Regions from separate parts of the Homo sapiens genome. Here region 2 is linked to region 1. A link is a loop called in an ENCODE intact Hi-C map of the cell type or tissue named here. Cell type or tissue: PC-3. All regions are shown on one strand.

The links. A loop is a pair of places that touch in the nucleus more often than their neighbours do. Peaks named below come from ENCODE experiments on the same cell type or tissue, not always from the same donor. Only the 100,000 strongest peaks of a DNase experiment are listed, where the experiment ranks them.
Region 2: a loop joins it to region 1, with 14 times the contacts of the local background. A loop is called at or near these places in 16 of 110 quality-filtered maps.

Annotation. Positions count from the first base shown.
Region 1 is chr5:64,783,195-64,785,694 of GRCh38, reverse strand. It overlaps CWC27 (CWC27 spliceosome associated cyclophilin), which reads right to left. Exons shown (of 14, transcript NM_005869.4): 4 at 1,716-1,859; 5 at 116-214. Among named protein-coding and RNA genes, the nearest start is that of CWC27, 16 kb to the right of the region's middle. In PC-3, a CTCF peak has its summit at 1,093 (motif pointing right); a DNase peak (open chromatin) is centred at 1,104.
Region 2 is chr5:64,228,309-64,230,808 of GRCh38, reverse strand. The region is part of intron 5 of RNF180 (ring finger protein 180); the gene reads right to left. Among named protein-coding and RNA genes, the nearest start is that of RNF180, 64 kb to the right of the region's middle. In PC-3, CTCF peaks have their summits at 1,233 and 1,434 (motif pointing left); a DNase peak (open chromatin) is centred at 1,438.

The sequences.
Region 1 (2,500 bases):
GAGTTGTGATGTTAACATAGTATAAAGCCTTAATCCAATAGTTTAAAAATACTAAGAATCAATTCCTCTTAAACGACAATGTAAGTGCTGTATCTCGTAATAATCATGCTCCTACCTCACAGCTTTTTATTTTGTGTGGATTATGTGGTCTTTCGTCATCATCAATGTCTACTTCTGACAGTCGCAACATGTTATATACTGTATCCCCTGTAACCTATCAAATTAAAAATATAATGTAATTGAAAATTATTGCACTCATCCTTTGAATTAAGAGAAAACCTTTGAAAACATCTTTCAAATAATTAAAAGAAAATTTCATGTGATTACATAAAAATATATGCATTTAATAATGCAAATAAAGCAACTTTATCTTAAAGGAGAAAAGCATGGATGGAGTTCAATCCCCCAATAAGTTTTTTGGAAATTTCCAATATATATTTAATGTAAGTTTTTATTAATAATATAATGCCAAATAATCTCCTACTGAATGACAACTTTTCATTCAAACATCATAAACAAATTTAAACTTTGGAATAGGATAAAATAAGCAAATAACAATAACAATGTGGTAAATGCTTTAGAGACATTATCTCATTTAATCCTCACAAACAACCTAAAAGTAGGAACTAATATTATCCTTCTACAGATAAGAAAAATGAGGATCAAAGAAGGTATAAAACCAACAGTGATGGCCTTTCTAACTTCTAACTATGCTACACATTGTCTCTGATGTGTTAGTTATATAACCCAATTGTAAAAACTGATGCAGAATGGCAACTTAAATCTCATTTTATTACACACTCTTATTTTTAAGGAATAAATGGAGGGAATCTATAAACATCAGACAGGCTGTGCTGGAGTGGCTCAAAAGAATGTGCCAATGCATATTTCCTAACCCACTGTTATTAATAAGTATTAACCAACAACATTGCAACATATAGTTTTAGTGTGATTCCTTTCATTCAGTGTTTTTCAAGAGTTTTAAAACAACACCAGCTTTCCAATTGTACTGAATTTGTTTTTTTCCCTTTCATCACCACAAAAATCCAGTTTTGCCCAGTATATGGGGAAACCATTCTTACTGAACCAGCAGAGGGCGCTGATGCACTAGTGATGTCCGATATGCCTAAGACTTAAAACATATAGAAACATATTTATGAGAATGGAGAAGAGTGAGAGAAGAAAACCTTCAGAATCCCTTTTTAAAGGGAATTGTTAAAAATTCTATAGAAAGGACGTTCCCTAATATGACATTAAATGTGAGCAGGATTAAATAGGTACTATTCAAAGTAATATTTACAGTAAGAAGTTTCAATGTCAACACAAATTCCACTTTAAACTTAAGAAAATCCATCATTAAGAAAATAAACTGTAAACTACTAAATATTATTACCTAAATGTCCTTCCAAAAGTGTAAAATCAATATTGGCTAAGTGGCACATTTTAGCTCATACCATTACTATGATTTTAAAGAAGGAATACACTAAAGTCACAACTAATGACTGAATTGAAAGATCCAAAAAGAACTTAGATGCTCCCTCATAGTGCACTATATTAGGAATATATTCCATCATTTTTGAAAATAATAAACATATCCTATGGAATGTTTTTACAAAGGTAGCTCTTAGATAAGTTAATCATATGTATCTTAGAAGTCTAAGGAATAACATAAAACCAAAAACTGAACCACAGGTTTAAAATCACTGGACACTAACCTTTCCAAAGATGGTATGCTTATTGTTAAGTTCATCTGCTCGACCCAGTGTGAAGAAAAACTGGCTGCCATTATCATGAGAACCAGCATTTGCCATGGCAACCAGTCCTCTCCGATTAAAACGCAACCGTGAATGAAATTCATCCTGAAATGTAAAAAGATTTAGTGAATGTCCTCAGTTATAAGACCCTTCATATGCAGTTATTCAACTTGACCTGCAAGGTCCCATACAACTTCTAATAAAAAATGCAGACATTTTACTTAATTGATTTTCAAGTATTTACTATTCTTTCAATGTTATTAAACTTGAATTCACTAGACTGTATCTTCTAAATATACTCAGACAGAAATATACCCTATTTTGTAGAAAGCTGCTTAGTTACATCTAAAGGAAGAGTACCCAAGGGGGAATGGATTTCTAAGTCATTTCCCTATTCTCATCCCAAAGTCAGCTATGCTTTTGAAATCTTCTATTATTTCTCCCAGAAAACTACCTTTGAGCCATTGCAGAGTATTCAATTATTACTCCTTCCCATCTCATTCTAAATGTCATTAAACAATTGCTTTGTTCTTGTTTTTTAATTCAAATAATCTACTATGATTGTGTTATGTAATTTTACCATGTCTTTTTAAAGTCCTAAGTTGAATCTTCTCTGAAATGGCACTGATTCTATTTGCCAGTTTTCAAAAGAGCAGGAACAAGCCTTTCTAAGGTGGTTTTCTCACCATGACAGGGCTACTTAACAAATATATTAGTCTCTTAGTTAACAGAATTTCCATCCAGCC
Region 2 (2,500 bases), 550 kb after region 1:
TTCTAGAAGCTGTCAAGACCTGTAAATAGTAGCTACCTCTTCTCTTTCAAGGTTGGCCTGACTCAAGAATTCCACCAAAACTATCTGTGGTAAGCAGAATAATATTTCCCTCCCCACTTCAAAGAGGCCCACATCCTAATCTCTGGAACCTGTAAATGGCAGTGGGGAATTAAGATTGCAAATGGAATTAAGGCTGCTAACTAGTTGACATTAAAATAAGGAGATTATCATGATTGAAGTGGGTGGGTCCAAGTGTAATCACAGGGTCCTTAAATGAGGAAAAAGAAGACACAAGAGTCAGAAACAAAGAGATGACATTGTGAGAAAGATGCAACCAGCTACTGCTGGCTTTGAATATGGAAGTTTTGTATGAGCCAAGGTTCAGACTCTAGATGCCAGAAAAGGCAAGAAAACAGACTCTCCCCTGGAGCCTGCAGAAAGAAATGCAATCCTGCTAACACCTTGATTTTAGTCCAATGACAACCATTTCCAACTTCTTACCTACAGAACTGTAATAAATGTGTGTGTTTTAAACAACTTAATTTGTGGTAATTTGTGACAGTGGCAATAGCAAATGAACATAGTATCAAAGTACACAGAGAGTGCTAGTACCTTCATTTCCTTAAAATACATGCTTGGCATTTATCTCACTGGATTATGCTGCTGCTTTATAGAAGTTGCCTCATTTGTATTTCCTACAGATTAGACAACCTAAATAGACTACCCATTGTTGTGGCTAGAGATAAAAGGAGAAAAATTCAGCAACCAGAAATAATTTAATGTACAATGCAAAAATATCTTTAAATGTTTTAATTGGACAAAAAAAGGTATAATTAGTGACAAGAAGTCATTGACTGGTGTGACCTTGTTCCAATCACTTTTATTGAAGAATAAAAGGATGATTTATCAAACCCAAGTTAAGAAACTCTGCTAAACATCAATGTATATGAATGGCTCACTGTAACCTACTAGCTAACATCATTTCACTCCTCTCTACCAGCACCCCAATTCACACTGAAGCACAATACCGGCTATTGATTTTATCCTGAATTTAGGGGAAATGCCTATTTTCAGAAAACTGCACATGCTACCTGAAACTTAAAACCAGAATAAACGATGTGTCTAACCCTAACCCTTAAAAATAAGTTATCCCAAGCATTAACCCAGAGTAGCTGTTTTATTCCCTCTGGACAAACATACAATAAATGTTCCTGAAAAGCAGTTTAGCAAAAGCATTGACAGATTCTTAGCTAGAGACAGATTCATAGCAAGAGAAAGCCTTACTATGATTCTCTAAACCCTTTATCATAAAGCACAAAATCTCTTACGTTTTTGGTTATCAAACGACTGAAAATATACCAATCCATATTCTACCCTAGTAAATGAAGTTCTTTGGTGGAAAACATTGATTGTTTTGCTCTAGAAGAGAATTTGGTGCCCTCTAGTGTTGAAAAACAAGATGATCCATTTCACCGTTAATAAACCAGCACTTCAGAGAGGGTCACAAAAGTACAGAATTTAAGAGCTAAATAGCATATTTCAGGACAGCACAGATATGTAATTATTTTTTAGTAGAAAGTTTTAGGCCAGGTGCAGTGCCTCAAGCCTGTAATCCCAGCACTTTGGGAGGCTGAGGTGGCTGAGTCACTTGAGTCCAGGAATTCAAGACCAGCCTGGGCAATATAGTGAGACCGCATCTCTACAAAAAATACACAATAACTTAGCTGGGCTTGGTGATGTGTGCCTGTAGTTGCACCTACTTGGGGGGCTGAGGTGAGAGGATCACTTGAGCTAAGGAGGCAGAAGTTGCAGTGAGCCGAGATCACGCCACTGCACTCCAACCTGGGTGACAGAGTGAGACCTTGTCTCAAAAAAAAAAAAAAAAAAAAAAAAGCAGTAATAGAAAGTTTTGGTCATGGATTATCATTCAATTTTTATTCTGATAGATTATCTTAAAAGCATTATTTTGAAATTGGGCCTCTTAGGTAAAATAATACTTGGCTATATGGTCTGTTGGAGATTTTCCCTCTGGCTTTACAAGGAGAACAAAGGTGAGTGATCTAAGCTTCTGCACCAAGAAATGAATAAAAAGGGTATAATATTAGGGTAATGACTTATAATGATTTTTTTAACGTTTTACAAAATACTGGAGACATAAAATAGAACAGAAAATAACATCTGTGATAATACTGCCCAGCTTAAGAAATAAAACATAATTAATAGCATTCCAGATTACATTCTCCTTCCCCTTCATAGATAACAACGCTCTCAAATTTGGCATTTTATTTTATTTTTGAGACAGGGTATTGTTCTGTCATCCAGGATGGGGTGCAATGGTACCATCATGGCTTACTGCAGTCTCAACCTCCCGGACTCAAGCGATCCTCCCACCTCATCCTCTCCAGTAGCTGGGACTATAGGCTTGCATAACCATGCCCAGCTAAGTATACATTTTTTGTAGAGATGGGGGTCTCACTATGTTGCTCCAGCTGGCCTTGAA